Regions from separate parts of the Homo sapiens genome. Here regions 2, 3 and 4 are each linked to region 1. A link is a loop called in an ENCODE intact Hi-C map of the cell type or tissue named here. Cell type or tissue: heart left ventricle. All regions are shown on one strand. Links, peaks and the distances in the headings refer to the core of each region. The heading gives the core; the rest is flanking DNA.

What was found. Peaks named below come from ENCODE experiments on the same cell type or tissue, not always from the same donor. Only the 100,000 strongest peaks of a DNase experiment are listed, where the experiment ranks them.
Region 2: it touches region 1 in a loop (4-fold over the local background); 13 of 110 quality-filtered maps call a loop at or near these places.
Region 3: a loop joins it to region 1, with 6 times the contacts of the local background. A loop is called at or near these places in 33 of 110 quality-filtered maps.
Region 4: a loop joins it to region 1, with 5 times the contacts of the local background. A loop is called at or near these places in 23 of 110 quality-filtered maps.

What each region holds. Positions count from the first base shown.
Region 1 is chr2:155,220,455-155,226,172 of GRCh38, forward strand. It overlaps LOC124908060 (a long non-coding RNA gene), which reads right to left and starts at 5,563. Exons shown (of 2, transcript XR_007088685.1): 1 at 5,446-5,563; 2 at 1,991-4,031. In heart left ventricle, for the core only: a CTCF peak has its summit at 3,528 (motif pointing left); no DNase peak of the experiment used is centred there.
Region 2 is chr2:154,436,726-154,442,443 of GRCh38, forward strand. It overlaps GALNT13 (polypeptide N-acetylgalactosaminyltransferase 13), which reads left to right. Exons shown (of 13, transcript NM_052917.4): 12 at 1,867-2,001. GALNT13-AS1 (GALNT13 antisense RNA 1) reads right to left here. Exons shown (of 5, transcript NR_161181.1): 5 at 1-1,125. Among named protein-coding and RNA genes, the nearest start is that of GALNT13-AS1, 18 kb to the right of the region's middle. In heart left ventricle, for the core only: a CTCF peak has its summit at 2,602 (motif pointing right); no DNase peak of the experiment used is centred there.
Region 3 is chr2:154,620,807-154,626,524 of GRCh38, forward strand. No RefSeq gene overlaps it. Among named protein-coding and RNA genes, the nearest start is that of KCNJ3, 75 kb to the right of the region's middle. In heart left ventricle, for the core only: a CTCF peak has its summit at 3,195 (motif pointing right); no DNase peak of the experiment used is centred there.
Region 4 is chr2:154,449,827-154,455,544 of GRCh38, forward strand. GALNT13 (polypeptide N-acetylgalactosaminyltransferase 13) reads left to right here. Exons shown (of 13, transcript NM_052917.4): 13 at 585-4,153. The coding sequence ends at 725. It overlaps GALNT13-AS1 (GALNT13 antisense RNA 1), which reads right to left. Exons shown (of 5, transcript NR_161181.1): 3 at 4,712-4,816. Among named protein-coding and RNA genes, the nearest start is that of GALNT13-AS1, 4.8 kb to the right of the region's middle. RefSeq lists an enhancer at 190-334 and a cis regulatory region at 255-268. In heart left ventricle, for the core only: a CTCF peak has its summit at 3,280 (motif pointing right); no DNase peak of the experiment used is centred there; H3K4me3 peaks cover 444 bases.

The DNA.
Region 1 (5,718 bases), core at 403-5,402:
CTTCAAAGATAAAGCCAAGACTTTTTATTAATATGATCTAGAAAAGAATACAGAATATGCCTAACATTAAAAATGAGATTCGAGTCCTGATATGTCACACTAAAAGTGCATTGTCTTAAACATTATACAAAATAATAGTAATATGATATAATAACATCAAACACTTTAAAACTACATTTAAACCAGTATGAGCTAATATGGCTTGATATAAGATAAGAAATGACCAATTTTCCCATATATTGGCCAAATTTCAATTAAAAAATATAATTAGAAGGTCCCTCAGAAAACTAAAAATGGAGCTACCATATGCTCCAGCAATCCTACTCCTAGGTATATACCCAAATGGAAGGAAATTAGTATATCAAAGAGATATCCGCACTCCCATGTTTGTTGCAGCACTGTTCATAATAGCCAAACTTTGGAAGCAACCTCAGTGCCCATCAATAGATAAATGAATAAAGAAAATTTGGTACTTATAAACAATGGAGTACTATTCAGCCATACAAAAGAATGAGATACTGTCATTTGCAACAACACGAATGGAATTGGACGTCTTTCTACAAAGTGAAATAAACCAGACACAGAAAGACAAACATCGTATGTCATCACATACTTGTGGGATTTAAAAATCAAAGCAATTGAACCTATAGAGATAAAGAGCAGAAGGAGGGTTACCAGAGGCTGGGAAAGGTAGTCGGGTGGGTGGGGAGGAAGTGGAGATGGTTAATAGGTACAAAATAACAGGCACAATGAACAACACCTAGTATTTGATAGCACAACAGGGGCAATACAGCCAATAATAACTTAATTGTACATTTAAAAATAACTAGAAGATTATAACTGGATTGCTTGTAACACAAAGGATAAATGCTTGAGGGGATGGGCACCTCATTGCACATCATGTGATTATTACACATTGTACACCTGTATCAAAACATCTCATGTATCCCATAAACGTATACACTTAATATGTATTCACAAAAGTTAAAATTAAAAATTAAAAAATATATGTAATTAAAAGAAAACGTTCAACTAAACAGTGAAAATGCTATAATATATAAGAATCAACATGAAGAATTTGAGGCATATATCATTTTTCAATCATCATAGGAGAAAAGGAAAAATATTGATTATATCTACTGTTGATAGTGTGTGAGAAAATGCATATCATCACACAGTTTTGGTGAGAGTGTGAAATTGTCCATCTTTTTTGAAAGGGACTTAGGATTGTCTATGCAAATGAAAAATGCATACATTTTGCTTTGGCAGTTTAACTTCTGTGTGTGTGTATATATGTGTATAGAAAGAGATTCACAACATCATGGATTATAATGAAATATATGGAAACACAGTCTGTTCAATAAACTGTGATACATTATGATAAATAAAAACAGAGCTATAGCCACAATATTAAATGAAAAAAAGTAAGTTTCTTAATACTAGATGTAGTATGATCCATTTATGTAAGCTCACATTGAGGTGCACTGAGCCCTCGGTTTATGCCTCATAATAAATATGTCTGTAGAAAGATTATCATTCTTGCTAGTTTAGTAATATACCTGAAATATGTACTTTACTGTTGTTTCTAATGGTCACATGTAAAACTGAAGGATTTCAGACAATCCAAGAGCTTTTTTTTCAATTTATGTGCAAAGGCTACTAGAAATTACACTCACTGAAATTAATTTCTAAGATATTTTTCCACTTTGGCTCTAACAGTAAAAGTTTGTCACTAGACTTATTCTATTACTCAGTGTTTACTGACTATTATGAGCATACTAACATTATAAGCGCAGATTTTGTGCCAAACCTATGATGGACTTTCATTTGGTTGAATCACAAAATGAAACAAACACTTCTCTGATTTTAGTATGTGCTAATAAATCTCTAGATTGTTTTGCTCTCTGATCTTGTAATAAGCTGTTAATGTAGCAACCGAATATTTTGACTTTCTTCTGAGACAAAAGAGAAAACAAATAAATGACAGAAATTTTCTGCTTAACAGTGTGTTTATTGCTTTTCATTCAGTGTGTCATAAGATACATTTTCGGGAGAATGAAATTCTACAGAAATCGCTTCTCTTTATATCATATAAGTTAAAGAATTCAAAAACTGCATTAACAAGCAACAAAAATTGTAAGCCTGTTTGATACTATCATAGTTTATAAATATACACTATATCCAATAGCATATTTATTCAAATTATTGTTTTATTGGGGATTTGGGATATAGTTGGATAGCTCAGAAGAGAGTCTGGGCAATTTGTAGGCATTGGATTTGAGAAAAACCTAGTGAAAGTTATTGTTAACAGGATAGAAATTCAATAGTTCCCCCTTTTCTGGGTTTCTCTGGAAGATAAATTGACATCAGGAAACTTTGAAAACAATTTTATGTAGAATATAGCTGTCTGGTACCCCATTGTGGTGTTATAGTCTACAACGGTTTAAAACATATAGTTTAAATGAGTGACTAAATAAATGTTTTCCTAAATTAATAAATAAATAAATTGATGACCAGGAACACAGGAAAAGAAATACCTTACCTTTGAGTACATATAAATGTAATACAAGAATTACTTAGAAAAATTCATTGCATTTAATACACTAAATAGGGTATTGAACATCAGGACTTTCTTGAGTCACATTAGTCTTCTCAGATACACAGGGTAGATTTCTAAACTTCTGTTTTCCTACCATTTCAACTAAAAAGTCATCCAGGAAATCTGTAATCTGAATCTTTATGATGTGAATTATATCTAATAAAACTTTTTACAAATGTCTTGTGATATTGCCCTAATTCTGACCCTTTACATTCTGTCTTCATGATTACAATAGTTTCTGATCTCATCTTCCCACTCTATTTAAATTTTCAAGTGTATCCTTTTCCTTACTAAGTAGCATATTCATAGAAGACAATGCCTATCATGTCACACCTGTCTTTAAGATCATCTCCTACCTCCACACAGTAACATTCTTACCATGGCAAACACAACTGCCATTATGTTGACATTAACTGACCTTTTGATGGTCTTTTTTGAAAACCAAGGTCCTCATGAAACCTGCATTAAAATTACAGTAAACAAAGAATCTACCATGTCATTTTATTACTAACATTTTTCTAACCTTGTATCTTTTTCCAATAATATCCATCATTTACTCATTAATTCAACATGAATATGATAACTGCACTAGGCTAGGCACTATATTTGGTATTAAAGACATTAAATATTAGGTTAGGTCTCTACTATAAAATAAACATGATCAAATAAGAGAGAAAAACAAATAAACCAAAAACAATAATGCAATACAATGCTTCTATATTTTTTCCTTCCAAACTTAGTAAAATTTATTATGCAATAAAAACTTTCTTGAAATTTTATGTGGAAATGAAACTCTTTTCCTTTTTCTGCTATACCATGTTATTTGTCTCTATTAAGGTATCTATTTAATTCTCCTTTGCAATATACTTGGTTCATTCATTTAAGTGAATATTTCACAGTGTAGTGTTTCCTAGATGTTTCCTGTGTGCCCCCTACTGGCTCATCAATTCTTTTAGGATAAATCATATGTCTTGTTTTCATTTCATCGTGTTTAGAAAAAGTATAATATTCTATTTTCAGATTTAAAAAGTAAATAAATCATGTAAGTATACACTGGAAGATGGCGTGATTATAAGAAGACTATTAGTCATAAAAGTGTATGTCTCTAATAAGAGTTAATTTGAAGTTAAGTTGCCTTGCGACAAACGCATGCCCAGAAAAATCCAGTGCTGCCCACACATTGCTCTAAGTAAGAATGTACCTAATGCATTATGCTTAGTTTGAACTTCGCAATTTAAGGATCAAATTGAAATAAAAAAAAAGTGTGTGCAAAGATATATAAATAGAATGATAAAGCTTTGGAATATTAGGATATGGGAGAAGAGTTGGAAAGTTAGAGAAATGAAAAATGCTTACCTGTAGAAAAAGAAGCATGATGGGAAGGGAATGGATTGCCATCTTTAAATTTCATATATCTCTCCAGACAGCAAATCTACAATGAATGCAAAATACATAATGAAAAGGTAGTCAGATTTTTATTTTAATCTGCTGAGTGTCATGTAGAGGCTAAACACTGAATTGGAATACCTTAATTGCAATATTGAAGTAGAAGTAGGATATTGAACTAGATTATTTCTAAGACACTTTTCAAGTCATGAGTCTAAGATAATTTAAATATTTAGCTACAGCTCAATTTTCCATTGTCCTTTTATTTTAGGATTTCATTGTTTTTATTTTAGCTAGAAAGAATGGTAAATATATTTTTGTGTTAAATAGTTGTTTTAAGTAGTGTTTTCAAATGTACATTAATGGAGCATAGATTTTTCAGAGGTAAAAAAGTTTTCTAATAAATTAATGAGTCACTAAAATGTATGAATGCCTACAAGGTGTTCATCAATTATATAATCAATCATAATCGAAGGTGCACTTTGGTTTCACATATAAGTTTCCTTCCTAATATAAGCATTGGTCTAATTGTGGAGATGGGATATATTTAACATAGCTAAATAATAAATCTATGCACAATAGCAAATACTTCACATGTTTGATTTTTTGCCATTTTCCCACTTTTAACAACAACATTTATCATATTTATATAATATCAAGAAAAGTACTATTTTAAAAACAGGATTACAAAACTCTACAAAATTTATTTTTGTATATGATGTGACATTAATATATTTGGTGGAGAGAATGAATAGGAAGACTTAGAGGAAAGAAAAAACACAAGTAACGAGAGAAGCAACATGATAAAGACATCTGTAAAGGAACAGTCAATGACACGTGTTCCAAAAATCAATAGAAGAAGCAGTCCATTGAGTGACTCCAATAATTACCTTGGGCAACATAACCATGTTCAATCTGAATTTTCTTATCTTTGTAGGCAAGACATTGGCACAGATTATCCGAAATGTCCCTTTGAACCCTAAACATATAATTCTACAAAATTATCTCTGCTTTCACCATCAAGTAAAATACATTTTAAATGCTTTGCAAAGAAGGCAGGCTTTCCTCTTATGAAAGGAAAAATACATCACTGTTATAGCTTTGGGGATATCTTGTCAACTTTGTTTTCCAGTTTTGAGATTTTTTTCATAATAGCTTCTCCTTTATTTTAACAGTTATTAACGTTTCTGCCCTAAAAATCCGGGTGTTTCTAGAAAGCTAATCATTATCAGACCTTCCTTTGTTGCTTGTTTTTTATTTTTTTATTTTAAGTTCCAGGATACATGTGCAGAAAGTGTAGTTTTGTTACATAGGTATACATGTGCCACGGTGGTTCGCTACACCTATCAACCTGTCATCTAGGTTTTAAACCCCACATACATTAGGTATTTGTCCTAATGCTCTCCCGTCCCTTGCCTCCCACCCCCTCAGACAGGCCCTGGTGTGTGATGTTCCCCTACCTGTGTCCATGTGTTCTCATTGTTCAACTCCCACTTATGAGTGAGAACACGCGGTGTTTGGTTTTCTATTCCTGTGTTAGTTTGCTGAGTATGATGGCTCCCAGCTTCATCTATGTCCCTGCAAAGGACATTATCTCATTATTTTTTATGGCAGCATGATATTCCATGGTGTAAAAGAAACTATTATCAGAGTGAACAGGCAACCTACAGAATGGGAGAAAATGTTTGCCATCTATCCATCTGACAAAGGTCAAATATCTGTAATCTACAAGG
Region 2 (5,718 bases), core at 399-5,398, 780 kb before region 1:
TCATAAAAAACATATGAACATGAAAAAGTAAAGAACCTAGAAAATTTATTTGTGAATTGAATATATGAAGTCTGTGTTATATTTTACATAATTCAATTAAATGTACTTCACATTTCTCAAATTTGTATATTATTGAGAAAATGTATAACCTTTGTGAAGAATTTTCTGGGTTTTGTTGTTGTTGTTGTTGTTGTTTTGAGACTGGGTCTTGCTCTGTCACCCAGACTGAGTGCAGTGGTGTGATCATGGCTCAAGCAATCTGCCAACCTCAGCCTCTCCCACTCAGCCTCCCAAGTAGTGGGGACAACAGGCGTGTACCACCATGCTTGGATAATTTTCTTTTTATTATCGTTTGTAGAGCTGACATCTCTGTATGTTTCCCTGGCTGGTCTCAAACTCCTGGGCTCAAGCAATCCTCTCGCCTTAGCCTCCCAAAGTGTTGGGATTACAGGCGTGAGCCACCGAACCACCGACCCAGCCCCCCATAATTTCCTTTTAAGCGGTTGGCAGAAGAGGGTATTTGTGTTCTGTCATTGATTTTGCCGCTTCCTCTCACCACTTCTTGTGGTTTTCATAGAAGTTCTGAGTAGCAATGCTGCAGAGGCAACTCTTCCAAGACTAACTCGTTCAGCTTACGGAGCTCCAGAGTTTATGTTATTTGTAAAGCTGACTTCCTCAGATTTCATCAGATATCTTTGAGAAACAAAAAGACCCTGACATGACCTTTCTCATTATGTATTCTGTTGACATTGCAAGGAGAAAGAAAAACCCACAGAATACTGAACAATGCTTATCGTAGTTAAAAGAAGAAAACACATTCTATAATTATGTGCTTAATAACCCTCATGAGGCTGGGCATGGCGGCTCACACCTGTAATCCCAGCACTTTGGGAGGCCGAGGCAGGTGGATCATGAGGTCGGGAGATTGAGACCATCCTGGCCAACATAGTGAAACCCCGTCTCTACTAAAATACAAAACATTAGGCCGGCATGGTGGCGCATGCCTGTAGTCCCAGCCACTCGGGAGGCTGAGGCAGGAGAATCGCTTGAATCCGGGAGGCGGAGGTTGCAGTAAGCCCAGATTACGCCAGTGCACTCCAGCCTGACGACAGAGCAAGACTCCATCTAAAAAAAAAAAAAAAAAAACCCTCATGAAACCTTAATAATCAATGTTGTAAATAAATTATTCACACCAGGAACAAAATAATAAAGATTATTATAGTTCAATTGAATTATCTAACAAAGAGTCCATAATCCACCGTGACATTTCTTGGATATTTTCAGAAGAATTGATGTAGTTAAGCTTAGGCAAACCATATTAGAGAGATAAGTGTAGAGCCTACCTTTAATAAGATCTCTAGAGAAGATACTTCTACAACCTTCAGAAGCTCACTGACAGTATTTAATAAAACTTACACGATGTACTTATGTTATCAGAAGAAAGATTTAAACTTCTATATGAAAAAATGACATTGTAGAATTGGAGAACTGGTCATACAATAGTAGGAACAGGGACTGCCTTCACTGAGCTCCATGCAGTTTGTAAACTTTATTTTACTTAACCTATTGAGAGCTTTATAATGCAAGTATCATGAAAGAACTACAGTGCCAGCAAATAATGGGTATTTAAAGGTTTGTTTTGTTAAACTGAGGCCTCACCAAAACATCATAAAACAGATGACTTTGTCCCTATTTTGCAGTTGAGGAAAAAGACTCAAAGAGATGAATTAGCTTTCTCAAGATAACATACCAGCAATCGTTTGAAAACACAAGTTTATCTGATACGAAAGCTTCCCTGGATAGATCTGCTCTATTGTGACATTTTAAAACATACATTTTTTTTATTAGCTGAATTTATATTTTCAGGTATTTTCTTACACTGCTGACAAAGAAATCCGAACCGATGACTTGTGCTTGGATGTTTCTAGACTCAATGGACCTGTAATCATGTTAAAATGCCACCATATGAGAGGAAATCAGTTATGGGAATATGATGCTGAGGTATAGTATTTTCTTAATTTACTTATTATTTGATGCTTAAGCTCAGTTATATATTTCAACATTCAACATTTAAATCTTAAGCTGGTTTTTATCTACATTGGCAGAATTAGATTTTCAAGCATGCAGGCTCATATCCGGTAATATTAGGATGGCATATCATATAAACAGGTTTCACCAAATTGGTCCATTAATATAAAATATGAATGAGGACAATAAAATCAGTTTTGTGTATGACAACTTGTTATCTCCATGTACATGCCAAACATAAATTAGGCAAGAGGTAAGCTAAGCCTATCTGAGAGGTTTGTATGAAGATGTGCATACAGGATAATATTGACAATATGTCCATATTTTCAAATTTTAAATTTTACAATACTAATCACTGACATTTATGTTCCTCAACTGGAAGGAACAATATCTGACAAGATTAACAAGATTTCTTTACTGTTTACAGTTGTAAATATTTTGCAGAATTCAGTAAACTAATTAGTCACATAAAAAGTTGAGTAGCCTCTTCTCAATATAGCACACCTTTCTGACAGAGAAGAGGGAGAGAAAACCACAAAATTACTGTTGGAAATTTATCTCCAGGCAGTGTGTAAAAACCAGATCAGCCATCAGATGGAGCTAATAAAAAAGAAATATTTTCCTTTGCATAACGAAGCTTACTCTTGAAAACAGCTTCATTTCTTTCAGTTTTCTTTTTTGATTAACAAAATGAATTGGTTGTCTGTGTTACATTTCCCACATTATTAAGTGGTAGGTGATTTATTTAAAAGGAAAACTAAACTTCGTTCTGCTTAAAAGATAAATACTACTATAGAGGTAAATGAGTCTCACAGATGCAGTATTCCATGCAAGCCTAAAATTTTCTACAAGAATAACATTTTAAAAACCAATCTACAGAGTTTTTGGTATTGTTGATATTTTAGCAAGACCTTTTAAAAACCTTTTTGAATGTCGTTTTAATATTTGCATGAGTCTGTAGTTTCTTAAGTTGAATACTAGAAAAATTTACTGAATTCTCATAGGATTTGAAACTGGTTGTGCAGGGTTAATTTTGGGCCTAACACTCATACAGTGTTACCAGGATCTTAGGACACAAAATCATCTTCTGGGCCATAATTGAGGGCAAACACTGAGAATTCTTCCTATGTTGTACCAGTGTGATTAAGATGCTACTGCCTTCGCTATATCTTACTCACCTTGTCTGACCACCAATTTTTTTCTCTTCAACTATTATTTATTGGTACCATCCTTGATATTAAGCCTACAGAAAACAGTGCCTTTGCAAAATACATGTAGGTAAATCCTTCATCAGTACTCTCTTCTATGAGGAAAAGTGCAGTAAAATGTACAGATATAGTAGAAATCCTGTAAGTGATATTTGTTTTTAAATAAAACTTGTTCTTCTTGTTGTTACTGTTCCGTTTCTACCAGGAACCTGGGGCTCTACTGAGCTTATGCTAAAAATAAGAAAATCTAGAATATATTTATTAAGAAAGGGGAATGATCGTGTACATTTTTATAAAAGCAAGCAGTGTGGAATTTTAGAATACCACTTTTAATCTTTAAACTTTTCCATAACTCTTGAGTGAACAATGTCATAACTCAAATTCTTTCATTTCTCAAATAACTACTGTTAGCAATTTGGTGTATATTTTGGTTTACATTTTCTGTCAGCTAGTAGCAATGCTATTGAATACTAAGGAATTTTAAGTAAAAAGTGAAAAAAAAAATAGGTAGCTTCACATAGGTAGATAAATAAATGATTTCTATAAATTTACTCTTTTGGATGACTAGTAGTTATCTGTTGCAGTATTTCAGAGCACTATAATATTTTGTGTCATGTTTACTTTGACTTTGGAACACACGCACAAAAAGCTTATAAAATGTCATAAATATTGAGAAATTTTTATTTTAAATAATTTGATCATCTGAATTATATAGCTTAATTAAATTCTCTTATATGTTTATGTTTTCAAAATTAACTAGTGATGTTTACATTGTCTAATGACAGCACTTTGCCAAATTAAAAAATGCATAGGTCATAATCTAATAAATGACATGAGAATAGAGCAATTGTAGGAATAATACATTGCCTTTCTGGAAATTTCAGCTTTGATGTGCGATTATATTTTTGAGAAGGTCGTTAAAAAGGATTTTTTTTAAACAAAATTGAAATATAACATTTATTACTATGCTTTTCAGTTTTACATTTAGGGTTTCTTTAGTTCACAGAATGGTTCCACCCCTTGCTACCCACAGGGTGATTCCAGGAGTAGTAGCATCACCTGGGAACTTGTTAGAAATGCAGGATCCGAACCCATGCTAAACACACTGAATCCAAGTTTGTATTTTAACAAAATCTCCGATCATTCATATACATATTTACATTTGAAAAGGACAGGGTCAAATATCTATGTATCTTCCATAGTCTTTTTATACACTGGTTAAAGAATGTTACAAATTTAGGAAAAGGCATGAATACAATTTGGAAAATGGCAAGGCCTCCAGAGGGGAGCAGAGAGAGGGAAAGGGAGCAAAAGGATAAGAGGTGTTGAGATGAGAAAGAGGAATAATTGCTCAGTGGTTCTATTCTTCTCATATTCCAACCTGTGGAAAGTAAATGCGCACTGCTTACTACTTTAACTCAATTCTTTATCTTTTGCTGGCAAGGACAAAATTATTCTTTGAAAAATCTCTGAGGTGGTGCAGGTTCAAGGCAGAATAAAAATTGTTGGAGTTCATAGAATTACAGAACTGAAATGTACCTTAAAGTTCTCTCCTTTAAGCCTTTATCAGGAGGAACTAAAGCATAAAGATTACACCGCTAGCAGCAGAGCTAGGATTCAGGTCCTAATAAAGTATTCCAAGCAAGCTAGCTATCAGTACAATTGTGAATCTCACCATGTGAACAGCACAAATATTCCATCACCTTATCTCCCATAGTCCTTTCAATCTTAGAAAAGAAAGTCATAAATAGAAGCAAGATTGTTGGAATATCCAGAGAAAAATGGAAACAGTGTCATGAAGCCTCAAAAGATGGAATCTATCCAGCTACTTTGGTTTTGTTTACTTCTTAGGTGAGTGGGGGAAAAGAGAAGGAATACAGTTCAACACGTATTTATCTGTTTTCTCATGCAATTCTTACAATAGTCTTATAAGACAGTTATTCTATTTTTCACATTAGTAAAATGAAGCATAGGGTAAATGCCTCGTTTAAGTTTGCACAGCCAGATTCTGGCAGTAAATCCAGCAATTTTTCTACTACACTACATTGCCTCTTGATGTTGTCGAAAAACTGGAAATAATTAGATTCTCTTTCAGTGGTTAAGATATAATAAGCTAAATATACAGTATTTCAAATGGAATAGCTAAATGCTATCAGTTATTTGTTATGCCAAATTTTGAACTAAAATTTCTCATTTTTTTAATAGGGGGAAAGGTGTTCTACAATAAATATGGTCCATTTAGCTAAATAAGCAGTCATAAAACTACTTTGTCATTTTGCTCTAATTGCTTACAAACTTCAGCTATACATATTCATAATATAATATCTAATTGCTTATCCTTGTAATTGAATGAAACTAAGCACATGTTAGTAATAAATGCACTTCTTTGGTCAACTTTGATTTCAAGTGTAGTTTCTCACACCCCTAACTAAATAGTCCTTAAATAACCACGAATTCAATTCACTGTCATCTTATATGTGGC
Region 3 (5,718 bases), core at 392-5,391, 600 kb before region 1:
AAGCTTAACTCTAACAACAACACATCTTTCTTTCTTTCTCTCTCTTTCTTTTTCTTTTCCTTCCTTCCTTCCTTCCTTCCTTCCTTCCTTCCTTCCTTCCTTCCTTCCTTCCTTCCTTTCTTCCTTCCCTCCCTCCCTCCCTCGCTCTCTCTTCCTTCCTTCCTTCCTTCCTTTCTCCCTTTCTTTCTTTCTTTCTTTCTTTCTTTCTTTCTTTCTTTCTTTCTTTCTTTCTTTCTTTCTTTCTTTCTTTCTTTCTCTTTCTTTCATACCATTAACTGTTCAGTCAGAAAGTAAAAGTCATAATAAAGTATTTTGATAGACATTATAGTCTACATTCAGACAGACCTATGTTTGAATCCTGACCCATTCTCTTACTAGTAAGTTTACTTAGCTTCTATGAAATGGGTTTTACCTTTTGGGATTATTCTGAGGATATGATAAATTGATAAGCTTAAAGTGGCAACCAGGGTCTTACTGAATCTGGGTCCCACTCTTGGGTGTGTAGTTGTGGGAAATAAGCTACTTCCTGAAGCTCTAATGCAGATACATTTATATCGTAGATTCCCTGAGGACTGTAAATCACATCGCTATGTTGAAGATGTTTGGTGTTAAGGACATAGCAGTACAGGATTGTGATGCCATGGAGCTAATATAAATAGGATAAGTAGTTTCATTCTATGTATAGCCATGGGCAGGAGGAGGTGGATGTCCCTTTGGATATTTATGTCATACCTTAAAAAATCACATTGCTTCAAAAATAATTTTCACTTTATAATTCATTTATACTTACTTTTTTATTAAGTAACTTTCAGTCATATAAAATAAAATTTACAATGGTAATGATAATAAAAATAGAAAATCACTAACTAGTAAACAAGTGGTCAATATTATATATAATATAAAATTATATATTTTATATATAATGATATTATTAATTATTAATTGATATATATTTTAATATGATATATATTATAAATGTAAAAATACATATGGTTTTATATGTGTGTGTGTGTGTGTATACACACACACACACATATATTTGCCTTTATGTTAGTTTCCAAGCTCCTTTTAACCAGGGTAAGATTGGCAAAACAAGTTGCAGTATTTTATTATCAGAAGGGAGGACATATATATGTGTGTATATATATATATATAATTCATTCAGTTGAAATAAAATTTTTCACATGGGACTTTGAAGCAGACATATAAAAGGCAATCTCATCAATGATAAATTTATGAAAAATATAGAAGCAAATTTACTATAACTATTTCAACTACTTTACAAATTCTGAAGATACAACAAGTGTTTACAATTCAGTGAGAATTATACTAAGAAGCACTAAGATAATGTGATCCAGGCATATGTCTTTCTGGTGGTCCAAGCAAGAAGTGAATGCAAATGAGAAAATACTGATTGTAGTAGATAAAGAATGGAAAGTATTTCCCTTAAACAACTTTCCATCTGCTGAAATTTTAAGAGTGAGTGATTTGATGTGGCTTAGTAATGTCAGTGTTCTACAGTGCTAAGAATAAAATTAGATTCTTTAGAGACTGAGATGACATTAGGAAAGTCAAGAAATATATCTATTGTTCTGTCTTCATTAAATATCTTCTACCTCTATGTATGTGGTTCAAGAGAATCCCAAAATTGTGTTTAATAAAGGTTTTACAAATAGCTTTTCTACATTCCTTTATCTGTTATTACATTTGATTGGTTTTTAATTGTTTTTGATTGTCTCCCTTTCCCCTTCTTGGAGCATCTCTCGCTGTACTCTCTCCCTGACTCTCGGTGATTACCCAGGTCCTACTTCCTTAGTAGATGAGGCCTGTGTTCTTTAGTTCATCAATTGCTTACACTTCTAACTATAACCTTATCTGATTCTCAACTATCTCTGTCTCCTTGCCTTTAATCACAAATGGTGCAGGGTACTTCTCTTTCTTCAGGTCAAACCAGGTCAACTCAGGGCAATCTCCTGTGATCCTGACTTCCATCTCTTAAGAGACTGTGAGCTCTTCAAGGTCAGTTATTATGTCCTAACCACTTTGGTCTTCTCTAGCAGGTGTATAGTTGGCCTCCTTATGTCCCCTGGGCCTTACCATCTGAATCACTAAACTGGACGTTCTTTGCTTGGGCTTGCTCTAGCACCTGTGCACTCTAGTCACATGCACTGCATGTGGAGATCCTAGAGAATTAATCCCTCCCTTCCCCCAACCCAGGTTCAGCCCTCAAATGATGACTTCTAAAAGTTGGTATATACATATTCCAGCCCTCTTGCTCCTCAGGCAGGATAACTAGGATGAACGTGCTCTACACTGGCTACCAGAATTCACCAGCCTGATTCAATTCTAGTTGACCCACAGTAATGCTTAATAATGTACCTTTCATCAGTTTTCATCTTTTCCCTGTTTCTCTTTGCTTTCCACTTCCCCTACCCAGGTGTTTCCCTGGATCACTTCCCAAGGAAATAACTTGCAAACAAATCTTAGTTTCTGGGTTTGCTTTCAGGGATATATATAAAAAAAAATGTTTTCTACACCCAACTCTGAGACTATCACATAGAGCATTATAAGTGTTTGTTGAGTGAATAAATGAATAAAATTAACAAATCATGAATCTTGCCATGTTACTTGAATTCATATGAGCTAAACTGTATTTTAAGGTTTTAAATAACTCAGCTACTATTCTTGCCATATTTGCACTACACGTTATTCAGTATCTTGTCTGTATTGTAGTAAACTTAGATTATCTTTGCTATAAATTGCTTTACCATGTCAATACATATTCTTTCATGTTAATATTTTTCTAGATTGTAAAACATTCCCAGATTAAAGCACGTGCAGTCTACATGCCAGGAATGGTTCACAAATAGCAGAAGTTTAAGCTAGTAATGCCAGCTTTATCTGCAAAACAGATCACAATGACAATTGCAAGCTTCTGCTGTTGATGTTGAAAACATACGTTTGCTGTGCCTCCTAAATAAAAATAAAACCTAGTCACAGAAGACACATTTGTGCTAGGCAAAGACCTCATTGGAATCCCTTATTACTTCTCAGCTATCTGGGGCCAAAATACCCTTGAATATTTTTTTGATCATTGCCTCTCTTAATTTTTCCAAAATTGTAAAGTAAGTTAGGCACCATGTAAAACTTTAGGATTTGAAGATGCTTTTTCTCTTTGTCCTCCACAGTCCAGCAGAGGGAGCAGTGTGTCACCCAGAAAAGCTTCAGCCACACACATACTTGAGCACTGGATTCTATGAGACAGACAGATGCTTGGATTTCGGTGAAAAGTATCCTTGACATAAGCTGAGAGCAGAGGCGCAAAAATGCTAGCGAAAATGGAAAGGACAGTCACATACACAGTGAAATTTGAGAGACTGAGTCAAACATATCTCAATCAAAATCTGCTTCCTAATCAGTTCTATTAATGCACTGAAGATTCCTTGGAAAAAAGAAAATATTGTTTAGAGGAAGAGAAGGCCACCCTAGAGCATTACGACTCATGAAAATCTTCAAATGGATTAGTCAGTAGGAAGCAGTGAGTATGATGACTAGCAAATTAAACTTTGGAGTCATGCTGTGGACTCAATTCCTGACTTTCACATATTAACTGTGTGACTTTATTCAAGTGATATAATACCTTGAACACTCACACTCTTTACCTTAAAAGTGGGGATAATAATATCAACATCATAGTACAGTCATAAGTATTAAATACCATAAAAGGGCTTAGCATAAATCATCAATAGTATCTCAGTAAATGTTAGCCCTTCTTGTTCGATTGATTAAAGTTATTTACCATGACCCTCAGGAAAAGAAACAGGCCAATGTGAAATCCAGTGCAAATAATGAAAAAAGGAAAATTACACAGGTGGAAAATTCTAGGGATGAGATAAAATGATAGGTCTTGAATTTTGGAGGCTGCCCAGTGTGCATCCACCGATATTAGGCACCAGAGAGTAGAAATATGAGGGTAGGAGAGGTCACCAGAAGCAGCAGGAAGTAATAGTATTTAAGTCAAGTACTGCCTCGCTTGTACATTTATCTGGCTTGATTGTGCCAGGAAAGTCTTCTTTCACTGGGACCAAAGGGTTCAAAAAGAGGGTGAAATAGCTAAACTCAATGCAGAGCTTTCTTCAAGTCAAATTTTCTTGAGTGTACAAAACATTAAAATGTTGGCAAAGGCATATGAATACTTGGCATCAAGGGCAACTAGGAATAAAGGTAGACTGAGCTTCCTTTTTTGTGTGTATCAATCTTATTTTAGTTCTGTTTGGATATGGGCCAGCCCTTGGGACACAATTTTTCTCCTGCTCTTACTTCAAAAATCATCATTGTGTCCATTATCCTTGCCTGTCTTTCAGGAGTATCCTTCCTCTGTGTTAGATTTTTTGGAGGTGTATCCACAGCTGTATGGAACCAGAAATGACCAATGCTAAAATAGTTTATCCATGCTGCAATCTGATCCTTTCCTCTTTCTCCATCTCCCTCTGACTTCTTATTCCTCCCTTGAAAATTAACTGTTTTATTTCATAGTCCGTTGCATTTTACCTGTATTTTTCCCCTCAATTTTGTGCATGTATATCGAAGGGTTGTTGCTGTGGCAACCTTCTGTGAGGAAGCTTTTGAGCTGTTCTATTACTATATATTAAGGTAGATTATAGAAGGAATCATTTTTAAAATAGAAATTTAACCAAATTTATATCTAAAAATGTTAGAGCACCAGGACTCTGAGTGTAAAAATCTTCTGTAATTGAGTTCATTATTTACAAATATTATTAGTGTTATTACTCTTTGTGTTCATTTTTACCTTGGGTTTGGAGAACCATTTTCATTTTTTTTCCTTTTTATCCTAGAGCATACTGCAAGTCGGCATCTGGTACAATTGTTCTCAAGTGTATTTCTCAATATGTGCTATAATAAGTGTCTCTCTATTTTCTTTAGTTTTCAATAAATATTTGCTCATAATTTTTCTTTTCCTCTTCTTAATTACTCTTTATGAAGCAAAACTTCTATGTATAGAATGTGTACTGGATCCTCTCTTAGATGAATCTGTCATGTATCAGACCATCATGCCCTCAGAGTGTTATGGAACAGCTGTGATTTCTGACCGTGACTCTCGGGTAGGTATCAAGAAATAGGAATATGGAAAGTGAAGTCTAGCCTTGTGTAGTTTCTGCAGTTTTTCCTTTTCCTTCATTTCCACAGTTTCTACTTATGAACTGGAATTCTCTTGTTCTTCCACCAGTGGTGTTTATGGCACATGCACACACACAAACACACACTCCTCATTCAGAGAATTGTAGAGCTGACTAAGGAATTAACATATTGCTTTCAGTGGGAAAGGTTTAAAGTGCCTCTTCCTTATGGTTTCTTCTTCATGGCTCTCTTTTATCCTCATAGTCTACATTTTTCAAGCCTGTATCTTTAGAGTCTCATAATTTTTAGGTGCACTAGACCAAGAATTCCTGAGAAGAGAAGTTATAGCTTTCTCATTTTTAACATACCCTAGCACAGGATCTGGCACATTAAAGGCACTTGGTAAATGATTTGTTGTGTGCTGTAATGAAGGTCATACAGATACTATATACACATAATTTTAAAGAATCGTAACCATTTTATTATGTCCATTGGAATTAACAATGTGCAACACAGTGTGTCCCCCATGTAGCAGTGGCATCAAATATATGGGCGTTGGTCAGGCCTGGTGACTTATGC
Region 4 (5,718 bases), core at 440-5,439, 770 kb before region 1:
TAAGATTCTTAAAAATACAGACCAAACTATTGTAAGGATTTTATCAAGTAAGACAGATTATTTTTTGCTCTGATAATCACTTTCTACAATGAGTGTCTTACAGTCACAGATACTATAGCTTGTTTAGTATTTTGAAATGGGAACATCTCTAGCAGTTTTGTTCATTTGGGTCACAGCTGTGCCATCTATTTGCATGTTTACCAAATGGTTACTGAATAACACATGCCTAAGAAAACTAAGCTTTTGCAAAAGCTTGTTAATATTTGCAGTCCTCAACTGAACTCGGAGCTCACAAATGGGCTTTTTGCAAAGGAGCCTGAATTCTTGGCAATGCTTGATAAATGTCAGTCAGTTTCTTTAGCCATCTGCAAATAAAGGTATATTAGACAATGATGACTTCATAACAGTCAAAGATGTATAATAATTAATCCAGGGACACCTGTGCACAGTTCCTTTTACAAAGCTATCACAGTGTATTATACTATAAAAATCATAAAGGATTTTTTAAAGAACAGATTTTATCTGATGTGCTAGCAAAGCTAAAGACGAAATAAGCTGCACTGATTATTGGTTATCTTTTACAGAGACTCACGTTGCGACATGTTAACAGTAACCAATGTCTCGATGAACCTTCTGAAGAAGACAAAATGGTGCCTACAATGCAGGACTGTAGTGGAAGCAGATCCCAACAGTGGCTGCTAAGGAACATGACCTTGGGCACATGAAGATCATGTCCTCCAAGCCATGAAAGTGTCTACGCTTTTGTTTTTCCATTATTTCAATTGGGGGAAAATATTAACTTTGCTGAATTGAAAGTTTTAAAAATCCTTTTAGTATTCTAAAACACAATTGTTTCTAATTCGTTTCTAGAAATGTTTGCTTATTTCCCTACTAAAATTTGTATCTGATCAAAGCACATAAGAATATAAATAATAGCAAACTACTATTAAACAACAGAACAACTTGTAAAACAAATTGTGTTTGCTTTAAGAAAAATGTTTATTGCACTCATGTCATAGGGTTAATTGGAGGTTATTTTATTTTTGGTTGTCATGGTGATTGAAAGAGATAATGTAAATGCCTTATAAAATCTTCATTATGAAATATTATCAGTTGCTTTATAAACTCACTCTTTTTATGGATCCTTCATGGAAACATGTTTGATTTCTGTGTCTACAACAGGGCCACATATTAAATTACTTCTGAATGGTGAATTCATCTTACAAAATGTTCCAAGTTTTGGACAAGGAAAAACATTACATTGGATATTGAATTCATGGAGCCTTTACAGAAGCATCACATTTAAACCAATGTGAATTCAAAAAAGAGAAGGAAACTTTTTAAATTCAATTTAGAGTACATAAAAAAAGAAATCCGCGAAGCATTGAGGGGAACAAGATGAGTCTAATCCGCAGCACTTCGATCACTGTGAGAGAACTCAAAGTGGGTTGCAATCATTCCTAACACAGGCTGAAACTAAACAATCTTGCTCCTAGAGTTTATGTTGGATACTCAATTCTTAACCAAAATCTTGGTCTCCACAAACTCTACCATCCCTTTTCTCTTCACTCTATAGACAGTGGCATGCCATTGATGCTGTACAGAATTGCAGGTGAAAGGGAGAATTTTAGACTTAATTTTTAACTCTATTGCACTTAAAGATTTTAGTTAGGTTACCACTGTCATTTTCATTTTCTATGTTAAAGAATACCTTTCAGTGCTGTGCTCCAGTATCTAAAAATTTTATCACCAGGGGAATAAACTCAATACACATTCATTAAACTTTTGTTGTAATTAAACTGCTATATATTGTTTGCCATATATTATGGCCCAAGGAATATAGTTATAATCAGGCTACATTCACATTTTCTTTTCTCATCTTAAAACCCTTTATGTTCAAAATACATTAGCAGAGGCCATGAAAGTGAAAAAAAATCAGATTTTTGCTAGTAAGTTTTTATATTTGACATCATTTTAAATGCTCAAAGAGTTGCCCTATATATGCATGTTATCCATTATAAATGCACTCAGCAGCTAAGAGAAATTTGAGAGGAAAAGTGGAAGAAGTGTTTTCTGGAGCAGAAGATTCCACTTCTTTGGTCCTCATCTTTACTTAAAAAGCTCTTATAGAAAGGATTAATCATTTTGACTGCATACAAACTATGTCTCTGACATGCACATACACTGCTTTATAATGAAAATGAGGACACTTTCTGATGGTCAGTAAAATCTTAAATGATTTTTGCCACTGGTATTCCTTCCTCTTTTGACTTTTTATTGGTACAACTGTAGGGAAGAATCTACAACCTGGAGCATTTCAGGTTTGCTCTTTAAATATAGACACCCCTCACCATGAGCTCTCTGTGAATCCGTGAATTTCCTAAAATTGTAAGCAAAATGTTGAATATCAGGGCATTTTTTTTTCTGAGGTGGGAGTATGTCACTCACAGCAAACTTGGAAAGAAGGCTATGACTCCCAAGAGGCAGTGAACCATTGCCTTAAATTAATAGCAGCCTCTCAAGTCCATTGAGGCCTCATGTAAAATTCCCATTTTTCATCTTTACACTCCTTTTCTCCCCTCATTTCCTCTTCTCCTTACTAAGGTAAAAAGACCCTGCACAGCATTATTACTTAAGTTGAAAAAGCTTCAACTCTCAAGGACTCATGTATACCATATGTTCCACTTATTGCTTTGTTAGTCAAAATGCATGTTATGTAGAAAATGGTCAATGGCAAATTTTTATAAATACAGCTACCCCATCAAAGCTGAACTTGAAACGTTTTAGCAGAATTTTAAATATGTGAAAGTTCATTGTGGTCATGGTGAGAAAACTAAAACTACATGAGTTTCATGTTAGAAAAGAATTTTTAAACAATCTTCAGATGGCTTGAACACGTGCCATTATAGTATCTAACAAAAAGTGGCATAAAATATTACAAAACATCCAACACTAGAAAGCAATGACTAACATTTAATTTGTTTACAAAAATGTTTATTGTCTTCAGTACAAAAAGTTAAAACCATGATTGGATTCATAATGCACTTGTCTTATCCCTTATTTATGGAGCTAGACTGACATATTTCAAACCAATCTCTTCTGTGGTCTTCTCCATCTCAGTTAATGCAACTTCAACCTTCCAGATGCTCAGGTCAAAAACTGAAAGTTGCTTTTGACTCCTCTATTTCTGTTTCAACTCTCGTCTAATCCAACAGCAAATCCCCTTGATGCTACCTTTGAAATATAACTAGAAAAGAATGACTTGCCACCATATCCACTAGGTGTCACTACCTCTAACCTTTTTAATCGCAATATGCTTATTATTTAGTTCCCTAATTTCCCAGTCCTTGTCTTGAACAATCTTTTCTCAGTACAACAGCCATAGTGATTCTGTTAACCATGAATTTGATTGTGTCACTTCCCTGCTCACAATCTTCCAATGACTTCTCCCTCCGGTGGCCTTCAAGGTCCTTTATGAGTGTTACCCCTCTACACGTCCACACCACTCACCACACATACATACACATGCACACACACACACATGCAATTCTACCTTTTTCTAACACCATCTCTTATCTCTCATTATTCTGCCTCTTACTTACCCTATTATGGCTCCCAAGAAAGTTCCTGCTTTAGTGTTTTGTTCCCTCTGCCCCAGAGAGCTCCCCTTAGTGATCTCAGTTCAAATATTATCTTATCAGTAAGACAAACCCTTCTCCCATCTGCCTTCCCTATCCCCTGTACCTGACAATCTATGAGTTTGCTTCTTTATTTCTGTCTATACTTCCCCCTCCCCAGCCCCAAACATGCCCATCACATGCCCTAGAAGGTAAGTCCCATGAAGGCAGGGGCTTTGTCAGTTTTGTTCATTTGGTATTTCTGGCATATATATTCTCTAAATATTTCTTGAATTAATGAACTGAAAAATGTGTGTTAAAGTTGCTAAGTGTAACTGTATCATACTTTTTTTGTATTTTAAATTTTAAAATAAAGGCTAATATATTTAGACAGGATTTCCAAAAACTTTGTCTTCAAATTTTAATTTTCTTCCTAATATTCTTCACATTAAACTATGGACTCTAATTTTCTGGATAAAATATCCTGCCTTATGGAAATGAAATATGAAATTTTATTAAAATGCTGCTATATTACATAAGTTGCTTCATTAAGCTAAAAATGGTTTTTATTTTTTGGTTGTGTCCAATGGCCACTTGAAGGTATAAGATTTTGACTTTCAGAGGAGAGATATCACTGTCTTAAAAATTATGTATTTTCATGATTTCTTAAGAACTATTACTAAATTTATCTTCTAAGTGCAGTCAATGGAATAAACACAGAGATTTTTAAAGGACTTTACAGATGACCTTGTCTTAGTTTCTCTGTTTATAGATAATAAGACTGAAACCCAGATATGTAATATAACTTTTCTAAGGATCATATATCTAAAGTGGTGTTGCCTGGACCCCTTATTGTTAATATAAACTAATACTGTCACTCAAAAAATTATAGAAATGGAACAATAATGGAAAAATATCTTCATTAAACATGTTATGGGGCCAGGCATGGTGGCTCACGCCTGTAATCCCAGCACTTTGGGAGGCTGAGGTGGGCGAATCACTTGAGTTCAGAACTGCGAGACCAGCCTGGCCAACATGACGAAACCCTGTCTCTACTAAAAATACAAAAATTAGCTGGATGTGGTGGCACGCACCTGTAATTCCAACTACTTGGGAGGCTGATGTGAGAGAATTGCTTGAACCTGGGAGGCAGAGGCTGCAGTGAGCCAGGATCACACCACTGCACTTCAGCCTCAAGACTGTCTCAAAAAAAAAAATTATGATTAGTATATTGATTCTTTAGAAATATTTAAATTCTTACTAGTCATTTAAATAAAATTAGTTCTTTAAAATAATACAAGCACTAAGACCTACAGCAGAAATAAACTAGAAACAGCATGATTACAGGAACATCCAAGCATCATTTGGCAAACTGGGTTTCAGGGAAGCAAAGCCTTTTCAGTAGTAACTAATGGAACATACTCACTTTCATTTTCCTTCTAATTATCTTCAGGTTAAAAGTAAGGTTTGGCCTACAGCTTGCACAGAGAATTAGACCACCTATTACTGTGAAGATTAGGTTCTATGTTATGGAGCTTCAAAGACTGCAGGGAAATCAGCAGAGATTTCTAGGCTTCCCAGTGGAGCTCTGTAAACTCTGGTAAACACAATCCATAAATTTGATTTTGCCATGGTGCTTAGAAACAGTCTAATAAAAAGGAAAAAAGTGTACAGAGAGAGAAAAATAACTACACTAAAACAGAACTGTTTTTACCTTTTTAAAAAATTTGGTGGGAGGTTAGGATCATATTCTGAATTAGTTCGGTAAACCTCAAAATACTGTCTCCCACCGCACATGGTTTCACCACTTAAGAAATGATGATCGTATCTGCTCACAACCATTTTACTTGCATCTCATTTACAGATGCTAAATCTAGTCTCAGAGGAGGCAAAACATGTATGCATTCTTAAGTTATAAAGTGTACTGATTTCACAAATATGAAGAATTTTAGAAATTCAAATTTTTAATGGATGTGTCACCATCTACAGCTGTCATCCTGCATGGCTGATATCTGCTGCAAATCTTGAATAAATTTCCAGTTCAGTTGGGCAGCAAAAACTCAATTAGCTCTAAAGGCAGCTTGTGTTTCAGGATTCCGCC